2 separate regions of the Homo sapiens genome follow, and region 2 is linked to region 1. Evidence: read pairs that join two places in POLR2A ChIA-PET (ENCODE). Cell type or tissue: OCI-LY7. All regions are shown on one strand.

Region 1 (8,000 bases):
CCAAGGTGGGCAGATCACCTGAGGTCAGGAGTTCAAGACCAGCCTGGCCAACATGGTGAAACCCCGTTTCTACTAAAAATACAAAAATTAGCAGGGTGTGGTGCCGTGTGCCTGTAATCCCAGCTACTCGGGACGCTGAGGCAGGTGAATCGCTTGAACCCGGGAGATGGAGGGGGCAGTGAGCTGTGACTGCGTCACTGCACTCCATCCTGGGCAACAGAGTGAGACTCCATCTCAAAAAAAAAAAGAGAGAGAGAGAGAAAGAAAGAAAGAAAGCCAGCCAAGAATTAAATATGATCAATTCCAGGTGAGTGAGTCTCCCAGACAGTGGGAACAGCATGTGCAAAGACCCCGAGGTGGGAATACATAGCTGTACCCAAGGGAAAGCTGGCATGGAACAAGTGAGTGGGGAGAAGAAGAGGGGAATAGACGGCAGCTGCTGGGGGGCCTGGGGATATGGGGAAGGATCTAAGATGGACTCAGATGGGAAAACAGAGAGATTGAGAGATGCAGGAAGAGAGAGGGAGCAAGACTAGGAGAACAAGGAAGAGATAGGGCCTCAGCATCTCAAGGCCTGGCTCCAAGTAGCCAAGGAGGCCTTGTCCTCACCCAAGTCCCTGCACCCCAGACTGCTGATACCCTGCCTGCATCGACAGTGGCAACCACCATGTGCCCAGAAGGATGTCAGTACACGGTAAGTGCTCCAAAAATGTTGAGTGAATGGATGAACACAGGAATGGATGGATGGGTGGGTGTGTGGTAAGTGGATGGGTGGCTGGATGAATAGGTGGATTGGTGGATGGAAGGGTGGATGGTGGACGGATGGGTGGATGGTGGATAGGTGGATGGGTGGATGGATGGGTGGATGGATGGGTGGGTGGGTAGATAGGTGGATGGGTGGATGGTGGATGGATGGGTGGATGAGTGGATGGTGGATGGATGGATTGGTGGGTAGATAGGTGGATGGATGGATGGATGGTGGATGGGTAGATGGTAGATGGATGAGTGGATGGTGGATGGATGGTGGATGGGTAGATGGTAGATGGATGAGTGGATGGTGGATGGATGGTGGATGGGTAGATGGTAGGTGGATGGTGGATGGATGGTGGATGGGTAGATGGTGGATGGATGGGTGGATGGTGAATGGGTGGATGGTGGATACATGGGTGGGTGGGTAGATAGGTGGATGGGTGGATGGATGGGTGGATGGGTGGGTGAGTGGATGGTGGATGGATGGGTCAGTGGGTAGACAGGTGGATGGATGGCTGGTGGATGGTTAGGTGGTGGATGGGTGGACGGTGGACGGATGGTGGATGGGTGGATGGTGAATGGGTGGATGGTGGATGCATGGGTGGGTGGGTAGATGGATGGATGGTGGGTAGATGGATGGATGGTGGATGGGCAGATGGTGGATGGGTAGATGGTGCATGGATGGATGGCCGCTGGGTGGAGGAATGGATGGATGGATGAATGGGTAGATGGTGGATGGATGGGTGGATGATGGACTGATTGGTGGATGATGGATGGGGGATGAGTGGATGGTGGATGGGTGGATAGATGGACAGGTGGGTGGATGGATGGTAGATGGGCAGATGGTAGATGGATGGGTGGATGGTGGATGGATGGGGGATGAGTGGATGGTGGATGAGTGGATGGATGGGTGAGTAGGTAGATGGGCGGATGGCTGATAGAGGGAGGAAGACCTGACACTGAGGTCCGCTCCATGAGAAGCAGCGTCTCCCACCTTCCAGCAGATGACTGAGTGGTGTCTGGTGGAGGAACTTGTCCAGTCCTTCCCGAGGTCTCACCCACCCCTCTGCAGCCTCAGAAGACACCCCCAGGGTGGAGGCTGGAAAGTTGGGGCTGGACAGGGTGCTATGAGCGTAGGCCAAGCAGAGGCGTGCCGGCCGGGTACCAGATGCTGCTACCTGCCTCTGCCGCTGAGTCAGCATCACCATGGCAACTGGCCCTGCCGGATGCTTCTCTGGGCACATCCCCGTCACTGCAGCCACCACCGTCACAGCCGCCTCCTCACAGGGGGCAGGGGGAGCAGCTATTTTTACACAGTTTGTGTGCAGCACTCAGGGGCCAGGGTGCTCACCTTCCCTACACCCCCTCCCCTGTTAGTGTCAGCCCCACCATCTCCTGAAGGGGGCTTGGGAGGATGTTGTCACCTGGGGTGGGCATTGTGAGAACAGATGAGGGACATGTACAAGGGCTGAGTGGCTGGACTGCAGGAGAGAAGAGAGCCAGGGGCGATGATGGGGAAGACTGGCCACAGCAGGGAGCCACAGAGGGTGTGGGGAGGCCAGAGGGGCACTGACGGAGGGCACAACAGGGGTCCCTGTGACCCTGGGCAACCTCCACATCCCCAAAGCCTCCCCTGCTGCTTCTGGAGCATGCATAATGGTAGGAAAAGTGAGGCAGGGAGAGCAGTCACAGGCTCCACCTGGGCTGGCCAAGGACTCAAGCCACCCCCCACCCTCCCTGCTTAGGATCTGGAGGCCCCTGTAATCCTCCATCTCTCCTCACCCTGCGCCACGCCTCCTCCTGGATGTTCCCTTAACACACCTCAAATTCAGCCCGGGTACAGTGGCTTACGCCTGTAATCCCAACACTTTAGGAGGCTGAGGCGGACGAATCACGAGATCAAGAGGTGGAGACCATCCTGGCCAATATGGTGAAACCCTGTCTACTAAAAATACAAAATTAGCTGGGCATCGTGGCGCACGCCTGTAATTCCAGCTACTCGGGAGGCTGAGGCAGAAGAATCGCGTGAACCTGGTAGGTGGAGGTTGCAGTGAGCTGAGATCGCACCACTGTACTCCAGCCTGGGGGACAGAGGGAGACTCCTCTCAAAAAACAAACAAACAAATACCTCAAATTCCTCCCCAGGGCCTTTGCACGTGCTACTCCAGCTTTCAGGAACACCCTTCCCTGGGGCATCCTCATGGTGGCCCTGCTGCTGGTATCATGGATCCTCTGGCCCCCCCCACCCCACACTCCCTCCGCCTGCTGTCATTTGCTTTCTCACCACCTGACTTTATATCATTCACTTCTTTCAGTTGTTCCCGTCCCAAGAATGAGGGGCCACTGAGTCACCTCACAGCACATAGCCCACACTTCGCTTCGCTGGGCTCCTCTCTGATGTTTTCAGGGACAGGGCGGGGACTTGGGTTGACCGATGGCTCCAAAGGCAGGCATGACCTTCCTTTCAGGCCACAAGGCCCTATCAGAAGTCAGCAGTCAGTGCGTGAGCCAGGCCTGGAGGCTAACACCAGGGCCAGGAGTTATTCCACCACAGGTTCCTCCAGGAAGCCGCCTCCTACCGGGAGCCTGCCTGGGTGCCTCCAGGCCACACCCGGAGCTCCACCTCCCTTACCTGGTTGTCTCTCTGTCTCTGTCTTGCTCCTAGATTTTTTTCCAGCCTCCCTCTCCCGCTGTCTCTCCTTCCAACTCATTTTTTTTTCTCTTGGTTTATTTCCAAGCCACGATATTGCTTTTCTCTTCCGCTATCTCGAAGCTCTGGCCCTCCAATCAGGAGGCCCGATTTAGTACAGCCTCACCCAGAACGTTGGGGCCGTTCCTTTGGCCTCGATATACCCACTCAATAAATGGGCTTGTCCTAGAGCTTAAGGCCTGCCCCTGGGGGGGAGGAAATTCCGGTGGCGGACACCCTTCCCCATCCCCGGTTCAGGGCCCCGGCGGGGAAGGGGTTAACCACGCGCCGTCCCTTCCCCCCAGCTCTGCATTTAATTAGCAGTCCGGTGGGGCGGCCTCGCTGGGCGGGCGGGGGAAAGGGAGAGAGGGGGTGGAGAGGAGATCGGGGGAGACGGGAGGGAGAAGGGGATAAGGAAGAGGGGAGGGGAAGCTGAAGCAGGAAGGGGAGGGAGAGGAGGGGAGTGAGCGACGGGAGGAGAGGAGGGGGCTGGAGAACCAGCCCGGAATTCACAGACAGCCTCGCAGGTGTCCCCGCTCCAGCCTCTTTCTTGGGGTGCAGTCCCCTCCCACACCCCCTTTTCAAGGCCGAACCCAGCGCCCACACTAAATGTCAACTCTCCCCATTATCCGGTTGAGGAAACTGAGGCCATGCAGAGGTGGTGATGTGCCAAGTCGCAGCTCGGGGCAAACGTTTATTCGCAGGTATTTGCGCAATGGAAAACAAGCCCAAACCAGCTCCAGGTCGTCCGGCGACCTGGAGGAGCTGGGAGGGGGCGGTAGTGTGGGACGCGGGCTAGCGGGCTTAGCACCAGCCAGGCCACGGCCGTTCCCGTGCCTCAATTTCCCTCTCTGCACAGAGCCCAGTAAATTGCTTGCAGGGCCGACCGCCCCCGCCCCCATCCCCGCGGCCTCCAGCGCCGCGTGGGGTGGGGGCCGGGCGGCCGAAGCGTCCGCGTCTACGCGGCACCACTTCGCCCTGACGTTGGCGCTGACGCCACCCGCCAGCTCGCGGCGGGGTCCGGCAGCCCCGGGAAGTTAACTCTTCCACTGCCGCCGACAGCTCCGAGACCTCTCCCCCCGGATCCTTTCTCCCCCCCTCCCATTAGGGGAGGGGCCACACGCTGAGGACCCCGCAGCTAGGCGAGGCAGGAGGCCTCCACCAGCCTCCAGGCCTCTGCCCGCGCCGTTCCCTCCGCCTGGAATGCGCCTCCCGCCCCAACCCAACCCTGTGTTTACTGCGACTTCCCTCCCTTCGGCCTGGCCCTGACCCCTCCGGGGCAGGGCGTGTCCGTGTCTGGCTGCTAGTACCGGCCCGGGGTGGGGTCCTCTCTCCCCAACAACTCGCTGTTTCCAACTCAATGTCTTTCCCCCCATTTTTCATTCGAGAACCATCGAAGACCAGGAAACTTACGGACGTCACCTGGCCAGGGACTGAGCAGCGCCTGCCCAGCTCCTAGGGCTCCCCGCCCCCACCCCTGTACGCGGAGATGCCGTCTCCCGGCGGCGGAGAGGACCCCGCAGGCCCCGCCCTTCCCCAGGGGAAGTGAGAATAGGGTGCCCACCCCCGCATTCTCGCCACTTCCTCCCCGGGAGAGCGAGAGGCGAGGAGCAGGGGGGAGGCGGGAGGCGGGAGGAAGGGGATGCGGGGGCAGCGGGAGGCGGGAAGGCGTGGGGTCTCTCCACTATTGCCCCTGCTGTAGCGCTTAAGGGCCCCATGTGCACGGCCTTTGATACCACTCAGACAACTTTGGGGTCCCCCAAAGTTGCTCCTTCCTTGGGGTCCTTTCTGAATCAACGCGGACCCTGCCGGTGCCTCCCCATCCCCGCAGCCTGGGGCAGCGGCCTCTTCACCCCCTGCCGCCTGCCTTGCCTCCAGTTCCATCTACTCCCCATCTGGGGCCCAGATCCCTTCCGCTGGCTGGGGGCCAGGTCCAGCGCCCCGTCTGCACCAGTCCGGACCCCTAAGCTCGCTCCAGGAACCCCCAGTCTTGGTGCAGAAATGCAGCCCACGATGTGCAGGGCCAACTGGCTTCGAATCTGCCTTCCACATACTGAAGCCTTTCTTGGCTGACAGCCTCAGTTTGTCCATCCGAAAAAAGGGGACAAAGCATATCTAGATGGCTCACGCCTGTAATCCCAGCACTCTGGGAGGCCGAGGCGGACGGATTACTTGAGGTCAGGAGTTCCAGACCAGCCTGGCCAACATGGTGAAATCCCGTCTCTACAAAAATACAAAAATTAGCCGGGCGTGGTGGCGCACGCCTGTAATCCCAGCTACTCAGGAGGCTGAGGCAGGAGAATCACTTGAACCCAGGAGGTGGAGGCTGCAGTGAGCCGAGATAGTGCCATTGCACTCCAGCCTGGGCGACAGAGCAAGACTGTGTCTTAAAAAAAAAAAAAAAGAATACCTGGAGAATGGGTTTCCCATCTTGGCAGCATGAATACTTCCACTCATTCATTAATTCACTCATCCATTCATTATTCTACGAACTCATCCATTATGCTACTTATTGCATTCATTCCTTTACTCATTCACTCATTCATTGATTCACACACCACAGACAGCCAGGGAGGGCGGCGGGCCACAGGGGCCCACATCTCAGTGTGGACAGACGTCAGGGGCCCACAGGACCGTGGGTGGGGACAGCCCCAAGGCTGCAAATAAACGTTTGCCCAGAGCTGCATCCTGGCATGTCACCAAACCAAACCGAAGCCTCCCCAGAGAGGCCCCTGTGGGGTCCCCTGCCCAAGAGGCAGCTGCCTGCCACCTCCCCCACCCCTCCCCATTCAGGCACCACCCTGCCCTCAGTCTGTCAGCGGGGAAATGGCTCAGTACCTGGAAAAGCCACGAGTATGTGGTCGGATGCAGGCAAAACCCACACATCATGGTGGGGGGGGGCACCTACAATAATGGGTTGCATGTTAACAGATCAACACACATTCATCAAGCACCTACTGTGTGCTGGGACCCACGGGACTGGAGCATCTGCCAAGTGGGTCCCTGTGGCCCCTCCTGCCCTTCTGCTTGGGGCTTCCCTGCCTTTGATAAGACTCAGACATTCGAAGTCCAGCCCCAGCCCTGAGTGTTCCTGAGGTGGGAATGCCTGACTTTGCTCTCATTTCATAGTTTTTTGGTTTCCTTCTATTTATAGCAAGAGAAACTGGTTTTCCATTCTTGGTGGTGACATGAAGGTTCCCTTTTAAAATGTATTTACTGAAGTAAAAACAGAAAAGGGGGCCAACTTAAAGGAAAATCGTGAGACCAACCTACAGCATGCTTCTCTAAAATGACCTTGCTTCCAGTCCCCCAGAACATCACCTCTGGGCGGTGAGAACCCACCTGCCCAGCACACAGCGGGCACTCAATAGAGCATGGTCGTCGGGCGCAGTGGCTCATGCCTATAATCCCAGAACTTTTGGAGGTTGAGGCAGGCGGATCACTTGAGGTGAGGAGTTCAAGACCAGCCTGGTCAACATGGAGAAACCCCATCTCTACTAAAAATACAAAAATTAGTTGGTGTGGTGGCATGTGCCTGTAATCCCAGCTACTCTGGTGGCTGAGGCACTAGAATTGCTTGAACCTGGGAGGCAGAGATTGCAGTGAGCTGAGAACGTGCCACTGCACACCAGCCTCAGAGACAGAGTGACACTTTGTCTCCAAAAAAAAAAAAAAAAAAAAAAGCATGGTTGAATCGATGAATGATGGTATGTGAGTTTGGCCCAAAACAACCAAGAAACAAAAAACCAAACCAGCTTTTTTTTTTTTTGAGACAGGGTCTCGCTCTGTTGCCCAGGCTGGAGTGCAGTGGCACGATCTCAGCTCACTGCAATCTCTGCCTCCCAGGTTCAAGCGATTCTCCTGCCTCAGCCTCCTGAGTAGCTGGGATTACAGGCATGCGCCACCACACCCGGCTAATTTTTCTATTTTTAGTAGAGATGGGGTTTCACCATGTTGGCCAGGCTGGTCTCGATCTCCTCACCTTGTGATCCGCCCGCCTCAGCCTCCCAACCAGCTAATTTTTCTATCTTTTTGTAGAGATGGGTTCTTGCTATGTTGCCCAGGCTGCTCTTGAACTTCTGGGCTCAGGAGATCCTCCTGTCTCTGCCTCTCAAAGAGCTGGGATTATAAGCATGAGCCACCCTGCTCAGACTACAAACCAATTTATCTTTTTTTTTTTTTTTTTTTTTTTTTTGAGACAGAGTCTCACTCTGTCACCCAGGCTGGAGTTCAGTGGTGCGATCTTGGCTCACTGCAAGCTCCGCCTCCCGGGTTCACACCATTCTCCTGCCTCAGCCTCCCCAGTAGCTGGGACTACAGGTACCTGCCCACCACGCCTGGCTAATTTTTTTTTTGTATTTTTAGTAGAGACAGGTTTTCACCGTGTTAGCCAGGATGGTCTCGATCTCCTGACCTCATGATCCGCCCGCCTCAGACTCCCAAAGTGCTGGGATTGCAGGCATGAGTTACGGTGCCTGGCCTCTTTTTTTTTTTTTTTTTTTGGAGACGGGGGTATCGTCATGTTATGTTGGCCAGGTTGGTCTTGAATGCTTGGCCTCAA
Region 2 (8,000 bases), 150 kb after region 1:
TTACCAGAAAGGCTCGAGGGCTTGGGCATCACTGGGGTGGCCGCTGGTGGGGGGTCAGGCTCCCCTAGAATGAAGACGGGCCTCTTGGGGCCTGCAGGGCCTGGGCCTACCCCCTCATCCTCTGATGAGAAGGCAAACTTGGGCATTGTGTCCAGGCTGATGGTATTCAGGAGAGATGGGCTGGGACCCCGCTCGGGCTGGGACGAAGATGACTGACAGGAGGATCCAGAGGATGTCCAGGACCTCAGCCTGCAGGGAGGAAGAGCCTGCATCACCCCTGCCAGGCACCTGCACCCCAGGATACTCAGCCACCTTCATGGCCACATCTTAACTCTCAGTCTGCAGTCAAGGGTAATTTGCATAGACAGGACGAGTTCCTTCTGTCTGCACTGTCCTCTCTGTCCACCTGGAGACCGCTTATTCACCTTTTTTTTTAAAGACAGGGTCTCACTCTGTCACCCAGGCTGAAGTGCAGTGGTGCAATCTCAGCTCACTACAACCACTGCCTCCAGGGCTCAAGTGAGTCTCCTGCCTCAGCCTCCCAAGTAGCTGGGATTATGGGTGCCTGCCGCCACACTGGGCTAATTTTTGTATTTTTAGTAGAGACGGGGTTACACCATGTTGGCCAGACTGGTCTTGAATTCCTGAGCTCAAGTGACCTGCCTGCCTTGGGGTCCCAAAGTGCTGGGATTACAGGCGTGAGCCACTGCACCCGGCTTCCTATTCAACTTTTAAAACCCAGCTTCCAGGCTGGGTGCAGTGGCTGACACCTATAATTCCAGCACTTTGGGAGGCTGAGACAGGAGGATTGTTTGAGGCCAGGAGTTCGAGACCAGGGCGGGCAACATAAGGAGACCCCATCTCTGCAATTTTTTGTTTTTTGTTTTGTTTTTTTTTTTTGAGACAGAGTCTCGCTCTGTCACCCCGGCCGGAGTGCAGTGGCACGATCTTGGCTCACTGTAACCTCCGCCTCCCAGGGTCAAGCAATTCTCGTGCCTAAGCCTCCCAAGTAGCTGGGATTACAGGCGTGCACCACTATGCCCGGCTAAATTTTTGGAGTTTTAGTAGAGATGGGGTTTTGCCATGTTGACCAGGCTGGTCTTGAACTCCTGACCTCAGGTAATCCACCTGCCTCGGCTTCCCAAAGTGTTGGGATTACAGGTGTAAGTCACTGCACCTGGCCTACAAAAAATTGCTTAAAAAATTAGCCGGGTGCCGTGGTGCACGCCTGTAGTCCCAGCTACTTGAGAGGATCTCTTGAGCCCAGGAGTCTGAGGCTGAAGTGAGCTATGATCGTGCCACTGCACTCCAGTCTGGGAGACAGAGTGAGAACCAGTCTCTTAAAAAAAGAAAAAAAAAAAAGGCCGGGCACATTGGCTCACGCCTGTAATCCTAGCACTTTGGGAGGTTGAGGAGGGCGGATCACGAGGTCAGGAGACCGAGACCATCCTGGCTAACATGGCAAAACCCCGTCTCTACTAAAAATATAAAAATTAGCCGGGTGTGGTGGCAGGTGCCTGTAGTCCCAGCTACTCGGGAGGCTGAGGCAGGAGAATGGCGTGAACCCGGGAGGCGGAGCTTGCAGTGAGCCGAGATTGCGCCACTGCACTCCAGCCTGTGCGACAGAGCGAGACTCCGTCTCAAAAAAAAAAAAAAAAAAAAAAGGCCAGCTTCCAACACCCATCCTCTAGCAGACATTGACTGTTTCTGTTGGGTCTGAGCTTTGAAGGATGAACAGGAGTTAGTAAGCAAAGGGCATTCTGGACAGAAGGAAAAGTGTGCCTAGCAGCATGATGGTACACAGCTGTTTTATGTTTGCATGGTGAGGAACACAGAGCCAAAGGGAGCAAGGTTGCCAGGGACCTGATAGGCTGGTCAATATGTTTGACCCTTTTCTACTTGGCCACTAGGAAGCTCCCTTTGCATCAGATTTTGTGTCTCTACCTCCCAGCAGGCTTGGAAGCTGGATCTGCCTACACTTCCCCAGGCCACTTACCGGATGTCAGCACTCAGCCGGCGGCCATAGTCCACTTCGCTGCGCTCCCACCCCTCCTCCCGGTCTTCACTGAAGCTCCTTTCAGCGAAGGTAGGAGTGGGCTGGACGGCCAGGAACTCAGAGCTGCTGTAGACCTGGGAGGCAAGACAAAAGAATGGTAAGCCGGGTGCGGTGGCTCATGCCTGTAATCCCAGCACTTTCAGAGGCCCAGCTGGGAGGATCACTTGAGCCCAGGAGTTTGAGACCAGCCTGGGCAACATAGCAAAACCCTGTCTCAAAAAAAGAAAAAAAAAGAAACCCAAACAAAAAAACCAGTAACAAAGGTGGCAAGAAAGCTGGCTTAGACCAGGCCTGGTGACTTATGCCTGTAATCCCACCACTCTGGGAGGCTGAGGTGGGCGGATCACTTGAGGTCAGGCGTTCAAGACCAGCCTGGTCAACATGGTGAAAACCCGTCTCTACTAAAAATACAAAAATTAGCTGGGCGTGGTGGCACATGCCTGTAGTCCCAGCTACTTGGAAGGCTGAGGCAGGAGAATGGCTTGAACCCAGAAGGCGGAGGTTGCAGTGAGCCGAGATTGTGCCACTGCACTCCAGCCTAGGAGACAGAGCGAGACTCTGTTTCAAAAAAAAAAAAAGAAAGCTGGCTTAGTCCAGTGATTCCTATGTACCAGTTGCTTCAGTATGAGTCACTTCTCTAAATCCTCACTCCCCACATCCCTAAAAGAGCATAGACTTTAGCCCATTGTACAGATGGAAAAACTGAGGCTCAGGGGCCAGGCTACCAAGCTGCGTTTTTGCTGTTGACTAGAAAGTCCTGCCTGGGGCCCAGGCCTAAAGCAGAGTGGAGCATTTTTTGATCAGATCATAAAAAAAGTAGGGAATGTAAGTTAAGCTCGTGAGGTTATAAAATAACATCCAGGGCCAGGTGCGGTGGTTCATGCCTTTAATCCCAGGACTTTGGGAGGCTGAGGCAGGCGGATCGCTTGAGGACAGGAGTTTGAGACCAGCCTGGGCAACATGGTGAAACCTGGTCGCTACTAAAAATACAAAAATTAGCCGGGTGTGGTGGCGCGCACCTGTAATCCCAGCTACTCGGGAGGCTGAGGCAGGAGAATCGCTTGAACCCAGAAGGTGGAGGTTGCAGTGAGCTGAGATTGCACTATTGCACTCCAGCCTGGGCAACAGAGCAAGACTCCATCTCAATAAATAAATAAATAAGTAAATAAACTAAAATGGTACCTGTATTCACAAGGTGGAATAGACCCAAATGTGCATCAAAGATGGGTGGATAAACAATGTGTTCCATCCATATGATGGAATATTACTCAGCCATAAAAAGGAAGCAAGCACTGGTCCACACTGCAGTAGGGATGAGCCTTGAGTACGTGATGCTGAGTAAGAGAAGCCAGACCCAAAAGGCCACATAGTGTGAATTGCATTGATATGAAATGCCCAGAACAGGCAAATCCATAAAGATGGAAGCTGAAGGAGGACAAATGGGGAGTGGTTGCTAATGGGTACAAATTTTTGGGGGAATCAAACATTTGAGAGCTAGATAGAGGTGATGGTTGCACAACATTATGAATGTGCTGAATGCCACGAAATTGTACACTTTATTATTATCATTATTTTTTGAGACAGAGTCTCGCTCTGTCGCCCAGGCTGGAGTGCAGCGCTGTGATCTCAGCTTACTGCAGCCTCCACCTCTGGGGGTTCAGGCAATACTCTTGCCTCAGCCTCCCGAGTAGCTGGGGTTACAGGCACCCACCACCGCCTGGCTAATTTTTGTATTTTTAGTAGAGACAGGGCTTCACCATGTTAGTCAGGCTGGTCTTGAACTCCTGACCTCAAGTGATCCGCCTGCCTCGGAAATTGCCTTAAAATGGCTAAAACAGGCCGGGCACGGTGGCTCACGCCTGTAATCCCAGCACTTTGGGAGGCCGAGGCAGGTGGATCACGAGGTCAGGAGATCGAGACCATCCTGGCTAACACGGTGAAACCCCGTCTCTACTGAAAATACAAAAAATTAGCCGGGCGTGGTGGCGGGCACCTGTAATCCCAGCTACTTGGGAGGCTGAGGCAGGAGAATGGCGTGAACCCGGGAGGCGGAGCTTGCAGTGAGCAGAGATCACGCCACTGCACTCCAGCCTGGGCAAAAGAGCGAGACTCTGTCTCAAAAAAAAAAAAAGAAAAAAAAAAAATGGCTAAAACAAAAGCAAATTAAAACAACAAAACAAAATAAAAAAATACAAGGCCGGGTGCGATGGCTCATGCCTGTAATCCCAGCGCTTTAGGAGGCCGAGGCGGGCAGATCATGAGGTCAAGAGTTTGAGACCAGCCTGGCCAACATGGTGAAACACCATCTCTACTGAAAATACAAAAAAATTTGACCAGGTGTGGTGGCTCATGCCTGTAATCCCAGCACTTTGGGAGGCTGAGGCAGGAGGATAGCCTGAGGTCAGGAGTTTGAGACCAGCCTGGCCAACATGGTGAAACCCCATCTCTATTAAAAATACAAAAATTAGCTGGGCGTGACGGCATGCGCCTGTAATCCCAGCTACTCGGCAGGCTGAGGCAGGAGAATCGCTTGAACCTGGAAGGCAGAGGTTGCGGTGAGCCGAGACTGCGCCATTGCACTCCAGCCTGGGCAACAGAGCGAGACTCCATCTCAAACAAAACAAAACAAAAAACCAATACAATTCCTAGCACTTTGGGAGGCTGAGGTGGGAGGATCACTTGAGTTCAGGAGTTGGAGACCAGCCTGGGCAGCATAGCAAGACCTCATCTCTACAGAACAAAACAAAGCAAAATCAAAAAACAGATACGAAAGCAAACAGACATCATGCAATGTTTTCTGAGCAGTGGCTCCCCTCGGGACCCGGGCCCACCTTGCTGAACCGGTGGGAGCAGGAGGAGAACTGGGGGATCTCTGTGGACGATTCTTCATCATTGGTCTCGTCGTCCTCGGAGCCCAGATGGCGGTAACGTTCCGAACGTGCTGTGGGAGGGAGAGGCACATGCAGCACGCCTGATGCCCAGAGATGATCTCAAGGGCGGTGTGGCAATACGGGGAGGGCATCTCAGGATAGGGTCACTGCCAGGGCAAAGGCTCTGAGGTGGGACAGTGCCTGGTGTGTTTAAGGACCACGGGAGGCTTGGGCGGCAGAGCAGATATCTGGGGATCAACACCAGCTGTGTCCCTAAAAAGTTGTGGGGCCGGGTGCGGTGGCTCACGCCTGTAATCCCAGCACTTTGAGAGGCCAAGGTGGGTGGCTCACTTGAGGTCAGGAGTTTGAGACCAGCCTGGCCAACATGGTGAAACCCCATCTCTACTACAAATACAAATATTAGCTGGGCAGTAGTGGTAAGCGCCTGTAATCCCAGCTACTTGGGAGGCTGAGGCAGGAGAATCGCTTGAACCCGGGAGGCAGAGGTTGTGGTGAGTCGAAATCGCACCACTGCACTCCAGCCTGGGTGACAGAGCAAGACTCCATCTCAAAAAATAAATAATTAAAAAGTTGTGGGACCAATTAGCCAAGCATGGTGGCAGGCACCTGTAATCCCGACTACTCGGGAGGCTGAGGCAGATAATTGCTTGAAACCGGGAGGTAGAAGTTCCAGTAAGCCGAGATCGCGCCACTGCACTCCAGCCTGGGCGACAGAGTGAGACTCCGTCTCAAAAAAAAAAAAAACAGGTTGTGGGACCAGGGGCGGGAATTCCTATTTCTGAGCTTCAGTGATTCCTTGAAATGGGTCACACAGAATTAGGTAAAATTGCGCATCTTTTTTTTTTTTTTTTTTTTTCAGGCAGTTTTGCTCTTGTTGCGCAAGCTGGAGTGCAATAGTGCCATCTCAGCTCACTGCAACCTCCACCTCCTGGGTTCAAGCAATTCTCGTGCCTCAGCCTCCCAAATAGCTGGGATTACAGGCATGTACCACCATGCCTGCCTAATTTTTTGTATTTTTAGTAGAGATGGGGTTTCTCCATGTTGGTCAGGCAGCCTGGTCTCGAACTCCTGACCTCAGGTGATCTGCCCACCTCAGCCTCCCAAAGTTCTGGGATTAAAGGCTTGAGCCACTGCGCCTGGCCAAAATTGTGCATCTCCAACATAAAGGATGTTCCTCATTTTACAGAAGAGGAAACAGAAGCTCAGAGAAGACCTCTGACATGAAGCAAGTTCTGAAGGAGGTGCTGGACACTGAAGGGCAGGAACCCCAAGTGGGGAGAGAGAGAGTCATTCCTCAGAGCTCACCTACAGTGCCCCTGCAGGGACGCCTCCAAAAAAGCTGCACTAGGCGCCCTACCCTCCTGGGTAACAGATGGGGCCCCATGCCTGGTCAGGGACGGACACCCAGGAGGCCCAACTTGCTGGGGAACCCCAGACAAGGGTCTGCCACACTTGGTGCCTTGGTTTCTCCTTCTGAAGCCTGAGGGATGCTGTGGCCTCCTGAGCCCAGACACACAGGAAATCCAGCCAGGGGGCGGCCGACACACGCCCTAGATTCTTGGAAGGCTCAGGAAGTCGGAAGCTCCAGGCCTAAGGTGAGGTGCCAAGCTCGGGTGGAATGCCTGGCACACAGCCCTCTGCCCCCAGGGACTGAGGGATGGCAGAGCACCCCCCGCCCCCCCTCCAGGGGGATCCCTCCTTACTGTCAAAGTAGCTGGTATCATCCTCAGCTTCGAGCTGGGGCACGAACTCGGCTTTGTGTCGGAGAAGCCCTGCCCAGTCCAGGGCCAGGAAAAAGGGGTGCTGCTTCACTTCGTGGGTGCCACCTGCAGATATGCCCCGCTGAGCCCTGCAGGTCCTCACCTCACCCGCCACAGGATGCCCCCCTACCCCCACTGCCCATGCTGGACACATAGTAGGGACAACACAGAACCAGAAAAATGGGCCGGGCGCAGTGGCTCACACCTGTAATCCCAGCACTTTGGGAGGCCAAGAAGGGAGGATCACCTGAGGTCAGGAGTTCGAGACCAGTCTGGCCAGCATGGCAAAACCCCATCTCTTCTAAAAACACAAAAATTAGCCGGGTGTGGTGGCTGGTGCCTGTATTCCCAGCTACTCGGGAGGCTGAGGCAAGAGAATCGCTCGAACCTGGGAGGTGGAGATTGCAGCAGTGAGCTGAGATAGCACCACTGCACTCCAACCTGGGCAACAAAGCAAGACTCTGTCTCAAAAAACAACAACAACAACAACAACAAAGAACCAGAAAAATGGGAACAAAAATCCGCTGTCATTTAGGAGCCTGGAGAGGGACGAAGCCAGGATTCAAACCCAGGCCAGCAGCCAGGCATGGTGGCTCATGCCTGTAATGCCAGCACTTTGGGAGGCTGAGGCGGGCAGATCACTTGAGGTCAGGAGTTTGAGACCAGCCTGGGCAACATGGTGAAATTTCGTCTCAATTTCGTCTCTACCAAAAGTATAAAAATTAGCCGGGCATGATGGCACATGCCTGTGGTTCCGGCTACTCGGGAGGCTGAGGTGGGAGGATCGCTTGAGCCTGGGAGGCGGAGGTTGCAGTGAGCCAAGATTGTGCAACTCCACTCCAGCCTGAGTGACAGAGTGAGATCTAATCTCAAAAAAATAAAAAAGCACCCAGGCTGCCCAGGTTCCAAAGATTCTGCCCTTCTCTCTGCTGCCATCTGGGACCACACCGCCTAGAGAAAGCCCAGAGCCTTACGAGGGCCTCCTTCCCGGGCTTCTCCCACTTCTGCTCCACAGAGCAGGTGATGATCCCCGACCTTGGACCCAACCGTCTCCCATAGCAAAGCCTCAGTCATGAACAGGAGCCATAGTGGCCACGTGATGGGTGGCTGCATGAGTCTCAAACGGTCCCTTAATGATTAACCAGGTGGCTGGGAAAACTGGGACAGTGGGATCTTCTGGGCTGGGCCTTTGACACAGGTCCTGGTGACTTTACAGCCTCACACACTTATTCAGGCTCAGTGCTCCATATGGGCACCAGACCCAGCTACTTTCTATTCTTTCCAAGGTCTTGT

The links. Peaks named below come from ENCODE experiments on the same cell type or tissue, not always from the same donor. Only the 100,000 strongest peaks of a DNase experiment are listed, where the experiment ranks them.
Region 2: POLR2A ChIA-PET joins it to region 1 with 10 read pairs; 17 of 35 experiments call an interaction of 5 or more read pairs at or near these places.

What each region holds. Positions count from the first base shown.
Region 1 is chr19:18,288,715-18,296,714 of GRCh38, reverse strand. It overlaps LOC124904653 (a long non-coding RNA gene), which reads left to right and starts at 3,872. Exons shown (of 2, transcript XR_007067155.1): 1 at 3,872-4,143; 2 at 4,828-6,125. RefSeq lists silencers at 1,891-1,970, 1,830-2,012, 3,097-3,299, 4,254-4,423, 4,874-5,303 and 1 more, enhancers at 2,249-2,888, 3,444-3,523, 2,889-3,527, 3,528-4,167, 4,168-4,806 and 1 more and cis regulatory regions at 2,933-5,488, 6,068-6,436. In OCI-LY7, no CTCF peak of the experiment used is centred here; DNase peaks (open chromatin) are centred at 1,964, 3,664, 4,434 and 4,964; H3K4me3 peaks cover 2,795 bases; H3K27ac peaks cover 2,611 bases.
Region 2 is chr19:18,136,012-18,144,011 of GRCh38, reverse strand. It overlaps MAST3 (microtubule associated serine/threonine kinase 3), which reads right to left. Exons shown (of 28, transcript NM_001393504.1): 19 at 6,651-6,773; 20 at 4,888-4,997; 21 at 1,997-2,130; 22 at 5-249. LOC124904650 (a long non-coding RNA gene) reads left to right here and starts at 244. Exons shown (of 3, transcript XR_007067153.1): 1 at 244-351; 2 at 1,952-2,153; 3 at 4,862-4,923. In OCI-LY7, no CTCF peak of the experiment used is centred here; no DNase peak of the experiment used is centred here.